Linked DNA regions of Homo sapiens: regions 1 and 2 are each linked to region 3. A link is a loop called in an ENCODE intact Hi-C map of the cell type or tissue named here. Cell type or tissue: B cell. All regions are shown on one strand.

Region 1 (8,000 bases), 170 kb before region 3:
GGAGAACTGGACTCCCGGGAAGGAGAGATTGTGATTGAGAAAGACACCCTGGCAGGGCAAGTCCTCAGAAATCCAAGAAGTCCAGGAGCTTGTTCACTGGTTGGGCCTGATCTGCTGGGGCTACTGGAGAGGAAGGCAGGGAGGAGCCACGTGTCAGCAGGAGAGGTGAGGAGAGGGGGAGAACATGAGCAGAAGAAGAGGAGATGCCACTTTAGGACAGCCTGGATGGGAGGTGTGCGATGGGAATGTCCACATGTACAGGAATATTTCTAGATATGTCATATAAATGGGATCAAGTTAATTTTTAGATTGCTGTGAGAGAAGAAGACAAATTCAAACTATCTTGCTATTATTCTAAAAGGCGGTGTATCTTCAGCAAAGGAAATTTGCTTCACAGGTGCTATCCTGGTGGACTGTAAGCACTGGGTTTTACAAAGGCTTTTTTACATTTCTTTTACCATCATACTGCTTTTTTTTTCAGAAATATATATACCAATTAAAATTGTTGACATGTTAATACTACATTTTTTTGAAAGTTATGCACTTACCTTTTTGAAACATATACTCTGAACCTTTCAGACGTTATTCATTGAGAAGACCAAGAACATTCACTACCTAATGTATTCATGCTGTTGTTTCTGAGGAGTAAACTCTTGAAGAACTGGAATTAATTTTCTTAGATCTTGGAGTAATTCTTTATTTTTTTTTTTTGAGACGGAGTCTCGCTCTGTTGCCCAGGCTGGAGTGCAGAGACATGATCTCGGCTCCCTGCAAGCTCCACTTCCCGGGTTCACGCTGTTCTCCTGCCTCAGCCTCCTCAGTAGCTGGGACTACAAGTGCCCACCACCATGCCTGGCTAATTTTTTGTATTTTTAGTAGAGATGGGTTTTCACCATGTTAGCCAGGATGGTCTCGATCTCCTGATCTCGTGACCTGTCTACCTTGGACTCCCAAAGTGCTAGGATTACAGGCATGAGCCACCACGCCTGGCCAGATCTTGGAGTAATTCTTAAGAGATAATGAAACTTTTCTTTGCTAACCCTGTATTTATCTAAGGAACTCTTCCATCTCTCTTTTTTGTGACAATGGGGGGTAGATACATGATTAGCATCATTAGCTGCTGAGGGAAAATGAGCCATGACCGGGAATGAGAACAGAAGAGTATAGAATTTTGGAAATCAAATAGCTCTAGACCTGAGCAAATAACATGAAATCATTTAGTAGAGGCGGCACTTTCTAGAAGGACACTGAGAAGGAAAATCTAAGGTTGAGTGAACTAGGAGAGTTCAGTTATCCCTTTAATAATGGGCTTTGTGTCCTGAAGGGGCAGGGTCAGAGCTGAATCAAAGCCAGGTTGCTGCTGATCCCAGACCCTGTGACCAGGACCCAGGGAAGACTCTCAGCAGTGATACGGCTGACCTGGCGGAGCAGCCACCTTGAGATGAGAGCAGAAGGAGGCTCCCTACACAGTGCATGGACAGAGGGGGAGGTGCAGGTGCTGTCCCGAGTCTGGTCCTCACTTGAAAGAGGGGCAGATGGAGGACAGGTGCCGAGGTGATGGTAATCAGTGGCTTCTAGTGTGGCTTCTTGAACTTCTTCCCCTCCAACTTTTTTTTTTCTCCTCTGGGCTTAGGAGGCCAACATGAGGGTGTTTATCTGCTTCCTGTCTCTCTGGAGGCTACCTGATTCTCCTATCAATGCCTTCTTGATGAGCATGGATGTGTCTTGGCCCAGAATTGATGTGTGAAAAGAATATCAGAAAGGCCAGAGAGCCCACGATGGAGATTTGTGAGTCAGAGACTCTCTTGCCTGTGTCCCAGCCCAGCTTTCAGTTTTCACAAGACAATACCCATCACGAACTGAAGATGAGGGTGGAGGGTAGAGTGATTCACACAGGGGGGCTACTTAGGCAGAGCTCCTGGTCTTTTTCCTTTTCCTGTCATGTCTGGACCTCAGATCTCCCAGCCATGAGTTCAGCATGTAAGTGTCCCCAGCTGCAATGCTAGGGACAGGCAGTGTGTGGCCCAAACCCATAAGGTAGGCTCCCTGGTCCACATGATGCTGTCATGGGAGATGGCATGAATGATTTAGTCTGGTTGTCCTGAAGGCTGAGATTCCTCACCAGTGGGTCAGGGAGGGCAGATCTTTCTCATTCTGGAACTTTTTTTTTGTGAGGATGTCATATATAAAACTGGAGAGTCATTTTGTTTCCAAATAGGAATTCAGCCAGGGGACAAGAGAGGTTATGGAGAACTAACATCTTATATATCTCAGAGATAAGTTTTCTTCTCCACGTTGCCATGTGGAGAGGAAAAAGTCCTGTGACACCTTTGAACAAGGCTGGGGAGCTGTTGTCTAAGTTTTCATTGTGACAATGAGCTCAAGCCTTCCTGCAGCCCCCTTGCACTTGAAGGACCCCCCAGCAGTGTGATCACTGTGCCCCACTCAGGTCCTAAGGCCAGCCTTGAGCCTCTCCCCTCACCCAGGCTTCAGTACCTCCTCCCCAGACACTGGTGCTGAATCTGACCACTCTCTCCCGGTGACTAGAGCTGGTCCCATGGCCTTCACACTGCCTACCTCCTTGTCCATCTTCTCTGAAGCATCTGGAGTTTTCCTCACAAACTTACCTCAGACTGTCTCCTCCTTGTCCAGCCCTCTAGTGGCTCCTCTACCCTCCCCCATGCAAGCTCTCCTCCCCTCACTGTGCGATGCCACCTTATCACATCAATATTCTAACTTGATTCTCTTTTCCACGAGATGGTGCCAGCTAGAATATTCTAGGCTTATCTATCAGCCTTCATCCATTTTGGTATCAGTGCTGGGTTCGGCTACGAGGGCAAAAATCTTAGATGTCAGAGTCTGGGAGCTCAGTACAATCAAATTCCCTTGAAAGCCCCCAGTTCTATTGGCCTGAGAGTGAGGCTCAGCCTCCCCTCAATGCCTGAGTGGGCAATAATCCTCTACGAATTCTTATCTGAGGAAAGGAACCTCTTCAAAGCCTTTTTTTTTTTTTTTTAGCCTATTCTTACCCAAACTGGAACACACGAAGAAATGAGTAGATGGCTCAGGAGATCTGGTCCACCATCTGGGCCTCAGTTTATGCCACCCGTCCTCACTTCAGTAAGAGGGTCCTCACTATTTTCTGGTCCCAGACACCTCCACCACCTCCCTCCACCATCTGGGGGGACTGGCTGGCTCCGCTGCCTGGTATAATGCCTGGGCCTCCCCTCGTCCTTGGTGGCTGCCTCCTTGGTGTTTCTGTAGAAAGAGAAAGCCAGGGGAGGCTGGGAAAGGGGAGAGAGGGGAGCCCTGAGTAGATTCCTGATTTCTAACTCTTTCTTCTCCTCACTGGGGCGCTAAGAGGTGAGGAGCAGTTTGCAAGGGGTGGGGTTGGTGCCCTCTAACCCAGTCCTGGGCACACAGAAATAACTGTTTCTACAGATTCAGAGACAGCCCTTACAGAGTTTGGAAACAATGCCTGGGATGGAGGCCCTGGGCTGAGCAAGGTCCTCAAGTAGCCCTGAGCCCTCACCTGGCCATAGCTACAGTGAGGAGAGTGATGGGAGGAGGGTGAGGGAAGGAGTCCAGGTCTTGGGGAGCACCTCTGCTCCCTCAGGTCTCTAGTGAAGCTCAAAGGCCCACACCCCCTCCCCCACTCCCTCCCTCCCCACACCATGGGCAGGCACAGGAAGGACTGTGAAGACACAGCTGGACCTGCCACCTCAGCCCAGGATGTCAGTGCAGAGACCCTGTGTCCCAAGCTGCAGGAGCAGGATATTCTCATTCCTGGAGTCCCTGTTCCTGACTCTGAGGACAAAAGTGGTGGAGCCTCCACTCCTAGGCAGGGCCCTGGCTGCCCCGTGGCCCATGGGAGAACCTGCAGCAGCAGAAGCTACAGGTCAGGCGTGAGCAGCAGCTGGCGGCACTCACCCTCCTGGGGGAGGAAGAAGGGGGTTCTTGTCTCAGTTCCCCATTGGGCTGGAGCACTGTGCCAGCACTCAGGCTGCTATCCCATGTTCCGCAGTAATAATCGGCCTCGTCCCCAGTCTGGAGTCCGGTGATGCCCAGGGTGGCTGACGTGCCAGACTTGGAGCCAGAGAATCGGTCAGGAATCCCTGAGGGTCGCTTATTATTGTCATAAATGAGGAGTTTGGGGGCTGTTCCTGGGAGCTGCTGGTACCAGGATACATAATTATTCCCAATGTTGGAGCTGCTTCCAGAGCAGGAGATGGTGACCTTCTGTCCTGGGGCCGCAGACACTGAGGGCGGCTGCGTCAACACAGACTGGGCCCAGGACCCTGGAAGCAGGAGAGACACAGACACGGTGATTCTTGGTCTAGAGAGAGAAGGAGAAAGCAGGGCCTCATGGGCTTCCTGGACCCCTCCCCTGACCCTGTGTCTGGGCACCTGTGCAGTGAATGAGAAGGGTGAGGAGGAGAGGGGAGCAGGTCATGATGAAGATTGTCCCGAGTCCTGCCTTCTGCGCTCACAGCTGAAGCAGAGCTTCCCCAAGTCTCTCCCTGCCCCTCTTTATACTCTGAGAGAAGGAGGGTCCATCCATGCAAATCAGACCCTCCAGCTTTCTGATCCCACCCTGGGCCCTGGGTCAAGCTCCTCTGCCTGAGGATGTCAGAGAGTGCCAGGGGTGGGGCTGTGTGGTCCCAGGGGGTGGAGAGTTGACATCTGTGAGCCCTAAGCATAGGGCACCAAGCAGGACAGGTGGCGCTGGTCCTGCTCTCATCACACCCAGTCTTCTCAGGAATGGTGCGCAGGCGCCCCCTAGTGTCCATGGTGCGACATTGTACACCACCATTGTATGACAAGGTGACCAGAGCCTCTCAGAGACACCCCTGCCTCCCCGTTGTTCTGTCCATGGCCCCCTCCATCAGGGCCAGGCCAGGCAGCCCCCTGAGTCTTTTCTTCGTGACCTCAGGGCAGACTTCACATTCTACTGGGTTCCTCAGGGGTGAATCTGTCCATGTCTCCTTGGCTGTTCACTGTATAGGACTCAGGTGGTGACTACACAAAGTCCTGTTATGGCAGAATGAAATCGAGAGCACTGACCAGCCCCATGGACTCATTTCCTCACCTGTGGGGACACCGGGTCCTCTCTTGTCGTGTGGCTGCTCCCTGGTGGCCAGAGCTGTCCTTCCTCTGTGGATTCTGCAGTGCTGGGTCAATAGGGAGCTCTTCCCTCCAGGATGGCTGGGGCACATTCTCAGAGGGTTATGCTGGTAAATCTTTGTTCTGTCTCTTCTTTTCCAGACTTGCAGTCATAGTCATCTGGATCCTGTGACCAGGGATCTCACCTAGGAGTCTGTTCTCCATCACTGAATGCCAGTCTGCAGGAGATCCTGGCGAATGACTTTGCAGTGTTTTGCTAAAGAGCAAAACAAGCAAATATGCTCCGTATTTGAAGATGGAAGAATTAAAACTTTAGCTTGTTTAGACCACAGTCTGCACTCAGGTGAGCCTGACACATGGTAGCTTTTAGGATCAACCATTCCAACTAGGATGTTTAGGAAATAATACTGTTCAAAATCACTAATGAGTGTTTTCAGCATGTCCTAAAGATGAGAGAAATTATTCATCTTTGATGTGTAATGAAACCTAGAAGATGATACATTAAAAACAATAAACTGAAGAAAAAAGATAACCGTATTTATTAAAATGAAACAAATTATGTGTATGACTGCAAGAGTTCTGGCATGATGCATCTTGGACTCAACAAATCTTTGTTTGGGGAATCCCATGTGGTTGGAGAACAGCAGGATAGTTATTTACTCTGGTGAGTCTGTCACCAGGCAGTTGTAGTACCATGAGGTTTTACATGCACCATTTAAACAATGTACTAGGCCGGGCACTGTGGCTCACGCCTGTCATCCCAGCACTTTGGGAGGCTGAAGTGAGTGGATCACTTGAGGTTGGGAGTTTGAGACCAGCCAGGTCAACATGATGAAACCCCATCTTGGGCCGGGTGCAGTGGCTCACACCTGTAATCCCAGCACTTTGGGAGGCCAAGGCGGGTGGATCACGAGGTCAAGAGATCAAGACCATTCTGGCCAACATGTTGAAACCCCATCTCCACTAAAAAATACAAAAAATTAGCCGGGCATGGCGGCGGGTGCCTGTAGTCCCAGCTACTTGGGAGGCTGAGGCAGGAGAAGGGCATGAACCCAGAAGACAGAGCTTGCAGTGAGCCGAGATCATGCCACTGCACTCCAGCTTGGGCAACAGAGCGAGACTCCATCTCAAAAAAAAAAGAATGGTCTCTTTACGCAAGAATGATGGATGTGGATTTTGTGTTTAAGTCTTGAAAAAAGAGTCAGTGACCTCGAAATCTCTTGAAAGAATATGCAGAAAGCTTCCTGTGCACTCTCCTAGAGTCACCTAGTTCCTGAATTTTGAGAAGCAAGTGATAGGTCACTCGGGCCTTCAATGGGGAAAGTGATGTTCAGAACCATGTCACCTCAGGTGTACACTGCAGGTGACAACACAGTCTCAACCCAGCCATCCCCCATCCCACACCAGCTGCAGCAACATTCTCTACACTCTCACATAAAAAGGGTTATCTGGGGCCAGGCACGGTGGCTCATGCCTGTAATCCCAGCAGTTTGAGAGGCCAAGGTGGGCGGATCACAAGGTCAAGAGATCAAGACCAAACACGGTGAAACCCCGTTGCCACAAGGAAAAAAAAAAATTAGCCGGGCATGGTGGCACATGCCTGTAGTCCCAGCTACTAGGGAGGCTGAGGCAGGAGAATCACTTCAACCGGGAGGCAGAGGTTGCAGTGAGCCAAGATCGCGCCACTGCACTGCATCCTGGGCGACAGAGCGAGACTCCTGCTCAAAAAAAAAAAAAAAAAAAAGGGTTATCTGGGCTGGGCGCATTGGCTCACGCCAGTAATCCCAGCACTTCAGGAGGCCGAGGCGGGCAGATCACCGGAGATCAGGTGTTCGAGACCAGCCTGACCAACATGGAGAAACCCCATCTCTACTAAAAATACAAAAATTAGCCAGGCGTGGTGGCACATGCCTGTAATCCCAGCTACTCGGGAGGCTGAGGCAGGAGAATCGCTTGAACCCAGGAGGTGGAGGTTGTGGTGAGCCGAGATCCAAGATCATGCCATTGCACTCCAGCCTGGGCAACAAGAGTGAAACTCTGCCTCAAAAAAAAAAAAAAAAAAAAAGGATTATCTGTGCATTTACTCAGGTCTTCTTTAAGACCTGTGTCTAAACAATGTTTTAGGACTTCTAGTGTGTAAAACAACAATTTTTGTCATACTTATCCTAAAGTATTTCATGCTTTATGCTATTCTCAATGTATTGACTTTTCAATTACTGATGGTTCGTTACTGACAAAGAGAATACAATTCCCATCTGCATCCCTGTATTGTATCCCAAGGCTCATATTAAAACTCTCAGACCAGCAGCATCTCTGAGTCACTTCTAGACTCTGAGCTGAGATGAACCCCAACCCAGCCCTCTTGCCTTCTTCAATGTCAACACTGAGAGATTTTACCCCTGAGCAAGGGATGTCTGCCTGTGAAATGCGAGCAAGGTAGGACTTTGTTAGACCTACTTCTCCGTGGGAGCTCCAGTGCTGTCGATGAGACAACAGATGTCACCCCCTGAGCTAGATTTGGTCAGAGCCACCAGCAGGGGTGATTTCACTAGACCAGGAGAGTAGAGGGGAGGGTTTTGTCTTACTTCCTCATGGGTCTGGAGCACTGTGTGAGTCTTAGAGTTGCTGTGCCATGTACCACAGTAATAGTCAGCCTCATCCTCAGGCTGGAGCCCAGAGATACGCAGAATCCCTGCATTGGCTGATGCATCGTTGGATCCAGAGAAGCGGCTGGGAACTCCAGAGCCTTGGCCCTTATTGGAGTCTGAGTGGTAGTACAGGAGATACCGGGGAGGGTTCCCTGGCTTTTGTTGGTACCACCTTATCCAGAAGTCCCCAACACTGAAGCCACTGCTCAGCATGCAGGTGAGTCTGAC
Region 2 (8,000 bases), 130 kb after region 3:
CCTGGTGGGTTGGTCAGAGTGCATTCCCTCATTCTGGAGCATTTGTGTGTGAATGTGATACCTGAGACTGAGCAGTATCTTGTTTGCGCATGGGAATTTAGCCTAGGGACAGGACAGGACATGGAGAAGAGACATCTCAAATAAAACTCATAGTGGGATTCCCCCCTTGCCATTTGGAGAGAAAAGCGTCCTGTGACAACTTTGAAAGAGGCTGGGAGGCTGTTGTCTGAGTTTCCATCATGGTGATTAGCTCAGGGCCTCCCCCAGCCTCATTGCTCATGGAGGCCCCCTCAGCAGGGGTTTCGCATCCACTCCCTCCACTTTCCAAGGCTATTCCTGAGCCCTCTCTCCTCACCCAGGCTTCAGTCCCTCCTCTTACAAACACAGGCTAGACCTGACCTTTCTCTCCAATGACCCCAACTGGCCCCGTGGCCTTCATGCTTGCTGTCTCCTTGTTCATCTTCTTTGAGGCATCTGGACTTTTCTTCATAAACTTGAGTCAGATCCTGTGTCTTCCTTGCCCAACCTTCTGATGGCTCCTCTACCCCCAACTGAGCTCTCCTCACTGTGTGATGACATCATATTGTCGCATTGACATTTTTACTTGATTGCCTTATCTGTTCCACCACTCAGTGTCAGCTCCATGAGGACAGGGCCCCTTCCTCTCTTGTTCATCATGTACCTTGAATCCCTGGATCTGAGGCTGGTGCATAGTAGCTTCTCAGTGAATGAGGTGGATAAACAGACCTTTGGGAGTCGACTATCCTGAGTCAGACACAATGACCCTGGTCCTGTTTTGACCCATTATGGATTTGGTTTCCAGGACAGCCTGATCTTGGTATTGAGGGATTTCTCTTAATATGAGACAATACGACAATTTGTTACTGCCAAGGGTTGGGTGTGAGGGTAGAATTGAGAGGACAGAAACACATTCTCCACACTGCGTTCACTGGAGTGAGTTTTAAAATCTAAATTTTTACTAAACAAATGAAAAGCAACGTTAATCAGCTGACTTGCCCAAGAAGTGGGGGCTGCACAGAGAAGCTCCATTGCTGGATGGGCAGCAGCTTTTTCTCCCACTTCCCCACTGGCCTGAAGTACTGCCTGAGCCTTGGTGCTTGTGTCCCAAGCTGAGAATAAAAATCAGCCTTTTCCTCTGCCTGGAGTCCAGAGATGCTCAGAGAGGCCATGTTCTCCAACCTGGAGCCTCAGCATTGGGCCTATGCCCCTAAGGGTCAATGACTGCTTTTATATATGTGGAGCTCTGGGTCTCTCGGAGGCATGTTTGTACCAGAGCACATGCCCGTGCCCAACATTGCTGCTGCTTCTAGTGCAGGAGCTGGTACCCACCTGCCCCACAGATGCATGCACTGCAGGTGGCTGGGTCAGCACAGGCTGGGCTCAGGACGCTGGACATTAAGACAGACACAGGGTGAGAGGTGGGTCAGTGGACAGAGACACATGCATAAACCTTGGTCTTTTGATCACCAGCCCTGACACTGAGCCCTAGCCACCTGTGCAGTGAAGGAGAAGGCGGGGGAGAGACCACAGTGGAGACCCATACATAGCTCTACATCCTGAGGATCATCAACTGAGCCTGGGCTCTCCAAGTCCCTTGTACTCCCTCCAGCAGCTCAGGGTGAGGAGGGCATCCTTCATACCAACCAGCCTCCTCCCCTGGGCTGTCCAAGCCCTTTCCTGGGCCATGACTTCGATCCCTCCCTGAAAAGCTGACACATGAAGAGGATGGTCTTGGTTGATGCTGTTCTGTGGCTCCCTGGGGGCCTATAAGGAAACAGCTGCTGGTCTTGTGAGCAGGGGGTAGAGGGCTCCAGCCCAGGGTCAGGGAGTGGCTCTCGTATGGGGTCTCCAGCACAAGATTTAGGGACAGACCACAGAACAGCCTACTGCTTGAGGTCCAGATGCACCCATGTATCCTGTCTCCTCCACTGTTCACTTTGTCATCCCCAAGAAGGATGGAGATGGGCAGTGTTTAGGCCATAACACACCTTAGTCTCACATCTCCACAGACCCTCCTTCCTGGATATACTTGCTTAGCTCACTGTGAGGTTTATAGGGCAGTTCTGGGAGGCTGGACTCCCTGAGGAGCCTCCACTAGGGGACATCAGAGCAGGAAGCCCAATGGGGACAGGGCTCCCTCCAGGACACAGGGAGCTGCTCCCTCTTTCTTCTCCCTGGGCTGTCTAGAGCCTGCACCCAGACTGCCTTGCTTCTCTCTGGGCCTATTTCTTCTTCTCAGCCCCTCAAGAAATTTGATTGCAGAAAAGGAAAAGATTAAAAAATAAATTTAAAAATATTTGCCAGCACCAGGCATAAATTCTAGGGCAATATGACACCAAGTGCAATTTTGAGAGGAGAGAGGGGAGCCCTAGGTAGGCTTCTGATTCCTAATTATCCTTCCTTATTTGGGCACTAAGAGGCAAATAACATCTTTCAAAGGGCAGGGTCAGCACTCTCTAAATCTGTCCTGAGTACATGGAATGATGACTCTTTCAGGATTTGGAAACAATTTCTAAGGCTCATTTTTCTTCTGTCAAGAGAAAATGGTTAGCTCCACAGGCACTGAATTCAGCATATTTGGAAAATTAGGTAATATTTCATAGTCATCATGATATTTTTGTTTCTGTTTTTAGTTTTCCTGAGACTTCAGAAAACTTGAATGAGAAATTGAGAGTAGAAACATTTTAAACCAGACGGTGCTTCCAAGTGGAGTGTGTACATATAAAACATATTTGAAAATTTAAAACTTGTCATATAACAAGACCCTGAGCAGGCTGAGGTTTCTGTCCCACTTCCTCATCTGCCTGTGTCACTGTGTGAATGCCAGTGCCCCAGGTCTGACAGTAATAGTCAGCCTCATCCTCAGACTGGAGGCTGGAGATGGTGAGGTAGCGCTCAGCCCCAGAGCTGGAGCCTGAGAAGCGATCAGGGATCCCGTCCCCCTTGCTGTGGCTGCCATCACTGTTAAGCTTCATCAAGTACCGAGGGCCCTTCTCTGGCTGCTGCTGATGCCATGCGATGGCGTAGCTGCTGTGCCCACTGCTCAGAGTGCAGGTGAGCTTGACCGAGGCTCCCAGGGAGGCAGAGGCAGAGGGCGATTGAGTCAGCACAAGCTGGGAGAGAGACCCTGAAAACACAGACACCCATTACCGGCTGGAGTCAAGAAAAGAGGGAAGGACATTCCTGGCATAAGTTTGGGAGGTGGTATCAGTGAGCTGGAGGTCAGGGTGCTGAGGGCCATCCTGACCTGTGCAGTGGAGGAGGAGGGTGAGGAAGAGGAGTGGGGTCCAAGCCATGGTGCAGACTCCCCAGAGCTCTGCTGAGGCTGACAGTTGCAGGTATTTCTTACCCACCCTGTAGTCCCAGAGGAGAGAGAGGGGCCCTTCATGCAAATGTGCTCCTCTTCCTCTGCCCAACCAAATCACTCCGTGTGCCTGAGTGTCAGTCCCAGTGGTGGGGTGACATTTCTGGGAGGGGTTACCTGGGCTGGGCCTGGCCTGAGGCTCTCCAAGGGTGCAGAGAGAGCCCAGCTGCTGGCCCCAGTGAACCCTGCGTGGAGACCAAGTTCAAGTGTTTGGTTTCCCAGCTGAGAAACCCACAGAGCCCTCAGCAGCAGACCAACAGCACCCCCTTCTGCCTAGGCCCAGGTCCATCGTGTCTGTGACCAGATGCCAGTGGGTCCTGACAGAGGCTTCTGCCCGGACCAGGGCCTTGACCACGGCCTGTTCTCTGTCCAAGGGCAAAGTGGGACCCCTCGTCAGGGCAGCCTCCTATTTTATTTCAGACTTTAGTTTTCCATTTAGCCCTTTTCAGTGGGAGCGGGACACATGATCCACCCCACTTTGCAAAAGTCCTCAGGAGAAAGGTGTCTCTCATACACGTTCTATTTGGTAGGTGTAATGGGATAATTTACATTGACTGGAACAGAATGTCTCCATTCTGCAGTAATGGAGATGTTGTGAGAATGGATCGGACTGTTGGCTACATGAGCATCTGCATTTGTAAAAACCATCAAACTGTATAATTAAGACCTGTGAATTTTACTTTATATAAGTTATCTTTCTATATAATAAACAGAAAAAATAGGAGAAAATGGCTACTTTTCAGACAAAACCCGATGGAATTTGCCACCAGCAGAACTGCTCTACAGGAAATTCTAAAACTGTTTTTCAGTGAGATGAAAAATAATCTCAGTTAGTAGCTCCCCAAATTAGAAATAAATATTTTAAAAAGTAGAGAAAAGAGGGTAAACTCAAAGGAAAACTGAGTACATAAAACAATGATTTTTACATCAGTTGGTGTTACATGCATGTATGTGTAAACGTAATGGTGCATGTGTATGTACTTATGAACACATATTAATAGAGGTGCGTGCATATTTGTAAACATAACATAACTGTATGTTTTGATATTAGGTAAATTGCTAGAGAGTAAATGGAATTGAAGTTTCTGCACTCTAACTCTGTACTCCCTGAAGCTGTATTTTAGACCCTGAGCTGCCCTAGTCTTTTTATAGTTTCCCAAACAATCAAGGGGACAGATTTTCTACCTTGAAATAAAAACTTAATGTAGGGCTGTCCCCACCTCACCCCTTGGCCTGGATGCTCCCAGGCCAGCAGGAGAATGAGAAGAGAAGAGTTGAGCCTAGGGAGGTTTCCAATGGGGAGAGGACACCTGGCCTTTGATAGGCCCCGGGTCCAACAGGTCAAAGCTTTGGGCCAATCAGGGAATGGGGAACTTGCCATCTGATCAAACCCGAGGGAGACCCCGAGTGTTTTCCCAGCTGGTGGGACCGTGTCAGGAGAGCTTCAATGTCCCTGACTGACTGCAGGCCCCAGTTTCTATCAGGCCTCTTTGACAGGCCTGAGCCCTTCCCTGGAGGGTCCTAGATGGCCTGGATCAACTTTTCTGGTGCTGCTGCTGCTCATCACCTCAGAATGGATTTATCGAAATTCCAAGTTCTAGATGAGCATTGTTGGCCCAGAGGAGGCAATCTCACTGGGACTAAGTTAGAGAAGACTTCTCTTCCATCAGCATAGCATAGGAGTAATAGGCTTTTTAATTAGATCAAATAGAGCAACCCAAAAGAAGTAAAACAGGAAAAAAAAGAAATCTATCTTTCCACTTTTTAGTATCCTGGATGCAAAAAATTAAATTCTTTCTACTGCTCATGCATTGGGTAAACCCCTCACCAGTCAGTTTTAGGCACTTATTTTGTTTTATTTTATCTTTTTTTAAACCTTCATTTCTTATTCAAAAGTACATCCCAATGTCCTACAGTTAGTACTCTGCTATGTGGAAATAATAAGAAAACATCTAATTTGTTTTTCAAGTATTACATTTTTTACCCATGAATTATCCATACTGGGCCAGGTGTGGTGGCTTATGCCTGTAATTCCAGCAATTTGGGAGGCCAAAGCAGGAGGATCAGTTGAGCCCAGTAGTTACAGACCAGCCTGGGCAACATAGTGAGATCTTGTCTCTACAAAAAATAAGCAAAATTAGCCAGGCATGGTGGTGCGTGCCCGTAGGCTTAGCTACTTGTGAAGCTGAGGTGGGAGGATTGCTTGAGCCTGGGAGTTTGAGGCTGCAGTGAGCCATGATTGCACCACTGCACTCCAGCCTGGGCAACAGAGTGAGACACTGTCTCAAAAACAAAACAAAACAAAAAAAGGCCAGGCGTTGTGGCTTATGCCTGTAATTCCAGCTCTTTGGGAGGCCGAGGTGAACACATCACCTGAGGTCAGAAGTTCGAGACCAACCTCGCCCACATGGCAAAACCCCATCTCTACTAAAAATACAAAAATTAGCTGGGTGTGGTGGCGGGCGCCTGTATCCCGGCTACTCAGGAGGCTGAGGCAGGAGAATCACTTGAATCTGGGAGGCAGAGGTTGCAGTGAACCGAGATTGTGCCACTGCACTCCAGTCTGGGCAACAGAATGAGACTTTTTCAAAAAACAACGACAACAACAAAAAAGAAACGCAAAGAAATATCCACACTATATGTTTGTGTTATTAATTCAGGATTACATGATAAAACTTTTCCATCCTTTTACTTTCATTTAATGTTTTCTGTAAACATAATTATAGATACACATTAAGGTGAAAAAATATGTAATAAAGGTTTAGTTACACTTCAACCAGTTTTCCTCAAAAGTGGCATCTTACAACACAATATGCAATTTAGAAAATCAGAATGATGCAATTAACATTGAAGTAATGCTTTATGCCATTTTAACTAGGTGTTTATTTGTGTTATCATTTTACTTTTGTGTATATACTTCTATTTAGAGTTTATTATAGAATCGCATGCTTGTCTCTTGTTTTTTATTTTTCTCAGTGTGACAAACTCTGTGTTTAATATATGTGCTTAGTTCATTTACATTTAATGAAATTATTCACATGGTTGGATTTAAGCTTACAATTTTAGTGTAAGTTTCCTTTTTCTCTTTATAACTTTTGTTCCTCTCCACCCTGTTTCTGCTACTTCTGGATTATTTGAGTATTATTTAGTGGGCTCTTTTGATTTTTATATTGATTTTATATTGGTATCTCTGCACAGTTTTACATTGGTTGCTGTAAAGATTACAACATGTACATGTAACTATTCATGATCTATTTAGATTTAATAATAGGCCTAATATTTTCCCAGTCATGTAGACCCCTTACAGTTCCTTCTTTTGGTTGAAGTTTCATGTATATATATATATGTGTGTGTGTGTGTGTGTGTGTGTGTGTGTGTGTGTGTGTGTATATATATGTATATATGTGTATATATGTATATATAATATTTTTCATAAGTAGAAATTATATCAAAAATGCTATAACTTAGCTTTTGATATGCATATTTTCCAGAACTGTAGAGCTAAAAATTTGGTCTTTTACTACTATATTTATTGGTTATTCTTCCTGCATTCTTTGGGTTCAATGTTTCCATTATCATTTATCTTCCACCTGAAAATTTTCTCTTAGAGTTGATTTGTTTTGATTTTTTTTAGATGAATTCTTTCAGGTTTTCTTCATCTGACAAAGTCTTATTTTTTACCTTTTTTAAAAAAAAAAAATCTTTACCTGGATATAGCATTATGACTCAACAGTTCTTTCTTTCTTTCTTTTGACTTTGTAAGAACATAACACTGCCATTTGGCCTCAATGTATACTCATAAAATACCTCTCATTGTTTGAATTGTTGATTTTCTGTATATATTATAAAGCTTTCTGTCTGCTTTCATAATTGTGTCTTTATCTTTGGTTTCAGTAATCTATTATTACATGCTTGGGCATTTGAAAAACCTAGCTGTTTGGCATCACTGAGTTTCTTAGGTCTTTAAATGCATGTTCTTTACAGAAAGTCTTTAGCAATGACCAGTGGCTGGGGAGAAAGGGTGAAGGGTGGCTGCTAATTGTGGGGGTTTTTTTGTGGGGTGATGAAAACGTTTTAAAATTAGATTATGGTGATAGATGCATAATTCTGTAAACACAATAAGACAATTTAATTGTACATTTTATACGAAGTGAAATTTATCTCACTTTTTCAAATAGAGACAATGTGGGAACAAGGCCCGCTGACCCTTTGCAGGGGCCTGTGGCTGAGTCTCACTTCCTCCCTTGCTTAAACTGTACGATCAGCCACAGGCACCCTCTTTGTTTGTCATAGGCAAGTATGGAGTGATCAGCCTCGGGACAGGCCAAGGGCAGGTTTTTGTCTCGGTTCCCCATGTGCCTGCAGCACTGTGTGAGCACTGAGGCTGTAGTCCCATGTTGAACAGTAATAATCAGCCTCGTCCTCAGGCTAGAGGCCCGAGATAGTCAGGGAGGCTGTGGTCCCAGACTTTGAGCCAGAGAAGCGGTCAGGGATCCCTGAGGGCAGAGAATTTCCAAACATCACAGTTTTGGGAGCACCGTGAGAAATCTGTTGGTACCAGCCCACAGCATAACTTCCAACGTTGTTGCTGTTTCCAGTACAGGAGAGGGTGACC
Region 3 (8,000 bases):
CATCCTCTCCAGCACCTGTTGTTTCCTGACTTTTTAGTGATTGCCATTCTAACTGGTGTGAGATGGTATCTCATTGTGGTTTTGATTTGCATTTCTCTGATGGCCAGTGATGGTGAGCATTTTTTCGTATGTTTTTTGGCTGCATAAATGCCTTCTTCTGAGAAGTGTCTGTTCATGTCCTTCGCCCACTTTTTGATGGGGTTTTTTGTTTTTTTCTTGTAAATTTGTTTGAGTTCATTGTAGATTCTGGATATTAGCCCCTTTGTCAGATGAGTAGGTTGTGAAAATTTTCTCCCATTTTGTAGGTTGCCTGTTCACTCTGATGGTAGTTTCTTTTGCTGTGCAGAAGCTCTTTAGTTTAATCAGATCCCATTTGTCAATTTTGGCTTTTGTTGCCATTGCTTTTGGTGTTTTAGACGTGAAGTCCTTGCCCATGCCTATGTCCTGAATGGTAATGCCTAGGTTTTCTTCTTAGGGTTTTTATGGTTTTAGGTCTAACATTTAAGTCTTTAATCCATCTTGAATTGATTTTTGTATAAGGTGTAAGGAAGGGATCCAGTTTCAGCTTTCTACATATGGCTAGCCAGTTTTCCCAGCACCATTTATTAAATAGGGAATCCTTTCCCCATTGCTTGTTTTTCTCAGGTTTGTCAAAGATCAGATAGTTGTAGATATGCGGCGTTATTTCTGAGGGCTCTGTTCTGTTCCATTGATCTATATCTCTGTTTTGGTACCAGTACCATACTGTTTTGGTTACTGTAGCCTTGTAGTATAGTTTGAAGTCAGGTAGTGTGATGCCTCCAGCTTTGTTCTTTTGGCTTAGGATTGACTTGGCGATGCGGGCTCTTTTTTGGTTCCATATGAACTTTAAAATAGTTTTTTCCAATTCTGTGAAGAAAGTCATTGGTAGCTTGATGGGGATGGCATTGAATCTATAAATTACCTTGGGCAGTATGGCCATTTTCATGATATTGATTCTTCCTACCCATGAGCATGGAATATTTGGGCTTCCTCTGTGAAAACACAACACATAATTCTTCCCATTTTATAAGGAGTCCGCAGGAGAAGGTTGTCTCATATACAAACTGTGCATGAAATAAAGTACATTTGCTGAGAACAAGGACAGTTCAGCCATGCACCCACTTCCCCACAAACTCATGAAGCCATGTTTCTCTCCCTACTTGATTCTTCAGGAGATCACACATAGAGAGCAGGGTGAGCATTTGGGAGGATCCTTTAACCTGACTGAGTGCTTCACTGAATGCTCTAGTAACTGAGGAGAGAAACGGGTTGGAAGGAGAAGCTATTTGAGGGGATGGAAAAGAGAAACAGTGGCCTCAGGCATCTTTTGTAGTAAGGGGTAAGAGAGGCTGAAGAACGAAGAGGGAATGTGAGTGACAACTTTCAAGAAAAGATGAAAAATACCCATGGCTTTTCTTCTAGAAATATTTTGGTGATTGTCTAAGGAGGTCACAGAGAAGAAGGAAGTGGAATGAAAGGGAGAGAAACAGGAGAACTGAGAAGGGAAGTTGTGAGTTTGAGATGGGGAAGCAGAGAGGGTGAGGAGGGTCCATGCTTGGGAAAAGACTGGAGAAGAAGCCAGTGCAGAAATTGGGCAGGAGCCAGCAGGGATGTTGGATCAAGAGGAGGTTTGAGTTGTGTTTGCATTCATTTCTATTTCTTAAAAAAAAAAAAATAGAACCTCTCCCAACTTCCCATCTGCCCTCTGTGATCAGCTCCCTGCCTGGAATTGGGGATTTCTCTTTGATCATAATCCTTTAGCTCCCTCTCAGATAAATTTCTATTTGGTTTCTGTCTGAAAGTGGCTTCCCTTATTTCCCACCATTCTTATGAATATGGTAATATTAAAACATGTATGTGGATCTTTGGAAGAAGGGGCCTTCTAGAAACGCAGAATTTCAGTCCACAGTCCAGACCCACTGATCAGAATCCACATTATCCAGGATCCCACATGATCCATGTGCACATTCAAGTCTGAGCAGCTCTGGGCTGATCCAGGGAGGAAGGCGCTGGTGGGTTTGGTGATAGGTGGTTCCTCATGCCCCAGTCTGTTCTGCGTCCTGCCCACATGTCCAGCAAACTCACACTGTTGTACATGATGCTCTGGGCATGCTGCATTTGTGACTTCCCAAACAATATGTAGGTGTCTCCCCCTGCACTCTCAAATCCACAGAGATGACCAGGAGTGTTTTGTTAATAACAAGGTGATCTTCCCACCTTCACATCTTGATACTAGTGAACAAGTGGAATTATGTAAAAGCTACAATTTTCCATTAGATCTCATAATGTTAATATTATTATTCAGTTCTCATATATTTAGGGATTTTTAAGACACAAGGATTTCTTATCTTAACCTTAAATTACAAGCATATTTATAAAGTTAGAAATATGAGCACAGATATAATCATATTCATGGAAAAACTGGTTGCCAAAATGAAAGAAGTACAATCAATTTCAGAAGTATTGTGTAATTTATTGTCTGGTGTATTGGTTTCCTAGAACTGCTGTCAGAATGTATTAAACACAAGTTTGGTTAAGATAACACAAATGTATTGTCTCACAGTTCTGGAGGCTAGCCTCCCAAAATTCATAGAAAGGGCAATGTTTCCATATATACCTGAGGGGAGATCCTTCCTTCCCTCTTTCTGGCTGCTGGTGGTTTGCCAGCAATCTTTAGTGCTCCTTATCTTGCAGCTGTGTAAATTCAATCTCTGCCTTCGTCGTCACACGGCATTCTCTCTGTGTCTTCCAATCTCCTTACTACCATCATCTTATAAGGACACCAGGCACATTGGATCAAGAGGCCACCTCGCTCTAGGATGGCTTCATCCTAAGAATTACATAAGCAATAACACTATTTTAAAAATAAGGTCACATTTAGAAGTACTGGGGGTTAGACCTTCAAAATATTTTCCTAGGTGGATACTTTCTTATATAACATTAGAGAAGAGAATCCCTCTTAACACTTTTATAATTTTTAATGCTTAAAAAGCTATGAAATACACACTATTAACATAGAACATGAAATAAACTTTATTAATATAATTTCCTCTCTTAGCTTTTAATAGGCAAAACAACAACAAAATCTTTTGAGATCCATCTTTCTGGATGAAGTGTGTTTGACCTTAGTCTTTAGAGTTGATCTCACTATTACTGTTCTGTTTGGAATATAAACATAAATTCTTCTTTTTGGGAATCTGCATCTCCCAAATGATTCACAAATATTTTCCACTTTAAAATTCAAACAGATACAGGAATCAATTTACACCCCTCCACCCACCTTTCTCTCTACGGATAGTTAAAATTTAGGTGTCCTTGAGAGCTCAGGTGTCTGGCCACGTGATCCTGATATCCTACGTTCATGTTTGTACCCCGGATCAGCCAAAAGCTCGTTCATGTCCTGCTTCCCCATCTGGGTCTCTCACTGTGCTAAGGACCACTGTGGTGTAGCCCACAGTATACTCAGCCTCATCCTCAGGCTGGGCCCCTTGAGGGGTCAGGGCAGCTTTCCCCCAGGAGGGAGCCAGAGAATCAAGTGGGCATCCAGGGGTGTTTGTTATCTGTGTTACACATCAATGTCCTGAGGACTTGACCAGGCTTCTGCTGAATTCAGTGCTGTGGTGCTGAAGCCACACATGAGAATAAGTCTCTCTCTTTAGGACACAGTCAGTGAGGGCTCCTGAGTCACCACAGCCTGAGAACTGAACCAAGAAACTAAAACAGATACATGTTATGTGTGAGGAATCACAGCAGACAGATCCCTCCAAAGTCCTGTCTTTGAAATCTACATGAACCTGGGCAGTGAGGAGGGAGAGAGGGGAGGATAGACATCCAAGCTATGGTGTGGACTTTCCAAGGATCCCCAGAACCCCCGGCTACTTCTGGACCCTGGGACAGTTCCTCTAACTCCTCGTCACCTCCCCGGGTAGATGTGTGTTTGGTTAGGACATTATGCAAACATGGGGCCTCTACCAAAACCACCGGCTCCCTAAGTTCTGAGTGCTCAGCCAGGCAGCAGCCGCTCTGTCAGGGAGGATGGGCTGCTGGGAACTCTGAGTTTGCCCTTTGGGAGAAAGCACCTGCTCTAAACCCCAATTCGGGCCAGTGAGTATGGACCCAGGAGCCATAAATGAGAGCCCCGGGAGTTCATTTCCGGCCTTGCTCACCTCTGAGAAGATCCACAGCTCCCTCTGCTGGGCTTAGATGGCTATTGTTTGTACTTTCTTCCCTACTTAACGGTAAATAATTCCTCTAATGCCTGAACTTTAATTTCACTGTTACCTGTTCCAGAGTCCCTCCAGACTGTTCTTTTTAATTTATTGCATTTTTCTGTTTTCTAATTTTAATTTGGTTTGTTTCTATGACTTATTTTTCTTTTCGGGATTTGCTTCTTTTCCACTTGTTTCAAGAATGTCCCCTCTGACACAAGTTTACCTACGTAACATACCTGCACATGAACCCCTGAACCTAAAACTTCAAAAAATAATGTCTAAAATTGCTCACTGAAGGAATTGTATAATTACTCCTTAATTAATCTCAGTTACATAACATCAGCACCTAAATTATTTCAGTATTGGTGTCTATCAATTGTCTTTTCTCATTTAAGTTGTGTTCTTCTGGTTCTTCATATGGAAAGTTATTTTACTGTATCCTAGATATTGTGGATATTATAAGACTTTCTACAAGTTTATCAAGACACATGAAATAGTGCTTGTTTTTGTTTTATTGCTTTTTTTTTACTTTGTCATTAAGAGGAAAAATGACACACATTCCCCTTTGTATGCATTTAATTTCACATTTTGCAATCAATCAAATCATATGGGAAATGAGTTACCCTGTAGTCTGCTTTGCATCTGCTGAAATATTCCTGAAGCCTCTTATGTCTCTCATCCTCTATCTTAGCCATTTTCTTTGAAGTTCACCAAATATGCCAAAGTGTTGCTTATAACTTGAGGAAGAAGAAATTCACCTTTGATCTCAAGTGACTGCCATGATTGATAGAAAAAGTGCTTGTGATGATCCCATTGGGGGCCTGAAGAATAAATGATCTGAGTCTACAGTGGTTGAAAACCAGACTCCAAAAACAAGAAATTTGCTTCAGAAGCATAGGACTGAGGCTTGATCCAAGGGTTTGAGTGTAGTTTCCCACTTGTATTTTTGTATTTGTCCCTGTGGTGATATTTCAGATCACCACACCGAGCATGTAACACTGGGCCTCATTCTTGGTCTAGTCCTCATTATAACCAGAGTGGCTTTTTCTTCATGAAGAGAACCAGGGGATTGTGCAGGGGTCCCAGGACCTGACTGCTTGTGCCCACCATTGCCCTGGGGACATTGCCAGATGTTCTGTTGGGCCCAGCTGTCGAGATGCTCTGATGACAGCCCCAATTTTGGAGCCATAGGTGAAGGTGACTGCCCCTCCAGGAGTTGTGGAAAGTGAATGTTCCTGTGTCACCACAACCTGGGAAGTAACTCCTGAACCCAGAGAAAGGAAAGAGATGTCATCAGGACAGGAGAAAAAAATCCCAGAGCATACAGACACCCAGTAGTTTCTAAGTAAATATGTTTATTACTAAAAAAAATCATTGAGCCAACAAAACACATATAAATATCTACCTGCCTCTATTTTGTGAGTTAAAAAAAATAAGATATGATTTCAGTGTTCTTTGTTTCTTTGGACTATAGTTACCATCCAAATTCTCAGCCAGGAACAGCCTAGAAACATCCTAGTTTCTGGGAGTCAGCCTAGAAACATTTGGGAGTCAGCCTAGAAACATCCATATCCTTCATGCACAAAGTCCAAGTCCTCTCCATGCCAAATGTATTTTATGACATAAAGGTATCACGAAGCTGCTTTCTGCTCTTCATTCCAACTCTAACTAACCTAGAGCCACCCACCATCATCTCCCCATGATGGTACCAGCGCCCCCAGCTTGTCTTCCTGTCCCAGATCTTCCCCATTTCATTCTCATTACAGCTGGAGACTCACTGACCAAAGGCCATGTGAGCTTGTCCCTGCCACCTCACAGTCCTTCAGTGACTCTGTGAGCCCTTCTCGGGGGCTCATTCTACTGATCTGCCTCAGCCTGCCTCTCAAGCTCACAGCTTCCCTTCAAGGAGCTCCTCCTGGCCCCTTCCTTGATCCAATGACCTTAGGCTCAGGCTAAAGTCACTTTTCTCACTGACTGTAATGACCAGTGTCTCCTTCTATGGATTCTCACCTCTGATGAGATGTTCCAACACTCCCCCTCCACCTATCTCACTCCTGCTCATTCTGAAAGTCACACATGAGACTCTACTCCTGTGGATTAGGCCTCTTTGGCCAAATCCCCACTCACCCTCACTTCCACACCCACATGGACCATCCCCCTCATGGGTTTTCTGTTCTTTATGTCTTCCCTCTCAGCTCCTGTTCAGTGGCTGATGACAGCATGCAAAGACAGAGCCAAAGAGGCACAGTTGTTACATCTCTGTTTCATGTTTTCAGTTAGGAAAATATAATTCTGTCAGATGAAAATTTACTCATACAACATCTGGGGCCTCTATGTTCTCAGCTTGGACACTCCAAAACCCTCCTTCTCAGAACAGCCCACAGCACCCCCTGCTTGGTCCACAGCCACAATCCCTCCAGGGCCTATGACCCACCTGAGAAACATGGGTAGCAGATTCATGGTTATGCTGAGCACCTTGAACTAACCTGGTTAGGGGCCCTGAAATATCGGGCCACACAGAAATAGAAGACACCCTTTTGTCTTCTCCAGGAGGGACATTATAGGTGCCTTGGGATTACTTGGGTCTGAAGAAGAAGGTTCTTAAAGTGATAGGAAAGATTTCACAATAAAGAGAAGTTACTTAAACACAACAGCTCACTTGACTCATTGGAAAGAGAGTTAAGGCTTGAGGCAAGAGGTACTTACACCTAAATGTGCACCCAAACCACTGGCTCTTTAGAAGTTGATAATAGCCCATGAAATAGACAGAGAAGTCCAAGTGGCAAGAGGACATTCCCCACTAGAGTCTACCTCACCCTTCATCCATAACTTTCTCAAACACCTCAGAATTCCCAATGTGGTGCACTTTTGCGGTCACTTTTCCTGAAGGCTGCCCACCTTACACATGTATCTGGGCCTGAGTGGTGGCCAGTGAGAGGCTATTTTTGAGGGTGAAGCATCGATTTGTGGTCTAGACTTCATGTACTTGCTGCTCTCACCCCTCACAGCCTGCTCCAGCCTCCAGACCTTTGCATCTGCTGTTCCCTCTGCCTGGGATGCCCCCACCCCTCCCACCCCAGCTCGGCTCACTCCACCACTTCTTTACATAGGTTTTATTTCCATTTCTTTGTTTTCAAGTGGAAAGTCACAAAATTTATTACACTTATTATCTATTTATATTTTCCCTGTATAAATGTCTATTTCTTTCATTTGTTTTAGTTTGTTGTGGTGGTGGTTGTTGCCAATTTGCAAATGTTTTCTATGAATCCTAGATGATGCCTTTTCACAGGGTAACTATAACTTCCTGGTCTGTTGCCTCTGATAAATGTTCCACTAAATTTCTTCCTTTAGTGTTTATTAATATTTATTAGTCTAACATTTTTGTGTAATTTTTTTTTGAGAAGGAGTCTCGCTCTGTCACCCAGGCTGGAGTTCAGCGGTGTGATCTTGACTCATTGCAAGCTCCGCCTCCCAGGTTCACGCCATTCTCCTGCCTCGGCCTCCCGAGTAGCTGGGACTACAGGCACCCGCCACCACGCCCGGCTAATTTTTGTATTTTTAGTAGAGACAGGGTTTCTCCAAGTTGGCCAGACTGGTCTCGATCTCCTGACCTCATGATCCGCCCTCCTCAGCATCCCAAAGTGCTGGGATTACAGGCGTGAGCCACCGCGCCTGGCCTCCTTTCCACTTAAAGGTAAGTGGCCTACCCATCAAATCAGCATTACTCAATAGTTTATAATGGGCTCTCTCTGTCCTTTGATGAAAAAG

What was found. Peaks named below come from ENCODE experiments on the same cell type or tissue, not always from the same donor. Only the 100,000 strongest peaks of a DNase experiment are listed, where the experiment ranks them.
Region 1: it touches region 3 in a loop (3-fold over the local background); 2 of 110 quality-filtered maps call a loop at or near these places.
Region 2: it touches region 3 in a loop (4-fold over the local background); 5 of 110 quality-filtered maps call a loop at or near these places.

Annotation. Positions count from the first base shown.
Region 1 is chr22:22,318,961-22,326,960 of GRCh38, reverse strand. It overlaps IGL, the pseudogene BMS1P20, IGLV5-52 and IGLV1-51. Among named protein-coding and RNA genes, the nearest start is that of VPREB1, 78 kb to the right of the region's middle. In B cell, CTCF peaks have their summits at 4,573 and 4,774 (motif pointing left); DNase peaks (open chromatin) are centred at 3,920, 4,240, 4,740 and 7,650; H3K27ac peaks cover 591 bases.
Region 2 is chr22:22,026,311-22,034,310 of GRCh38, reverse strand. It overlaps the pseudogene PRAMENP, IGL, the pseudogene IGLVI-70, IGLV4-69 and the pseudogene IGLVI-68. Among named protein-coding and RNA genes, the nearest start is that of TOP3B, 48 kb to the right of the region's middle. RefSeq lists silencers at 2,787-2,906, 7,588-7,707 and enhancers at 2,977-3,036, 3,177-3,256, 2,554-3,333, 3,697-3,956, 3,334-4,114 and 2 more. In B cell, CTCF peaks have their summits at 3,450 and 3,650 (motif pointing left); DNase peaks (open chromatin) are centred at 1,946, 2,950, 3,530 and 7,700; H3K4me3 peaks cover 1,983 bases; H3K27ac peaks cover 4,928 bases.
Region 3 is chr22:22,153,113-22,161,112 of GRCh38, reverse strand. It overlaps IGL. Among named protein-coding and RNA genes, the nearest start is that of VPREB1, 88 kb to the left of the region's middle. RefSeq lists an enhancer at 4,036-4,195 and a silencer at 5,305-5,447. In B cell, CTCF peaks have their summits at 4,040 and 4,239 (motif pointing left); a DNase peak (open chromatin) is centred at 4,192; H3K4me3 peaks cover 801 bases; H3K27ac peaks cover 4,948 bases.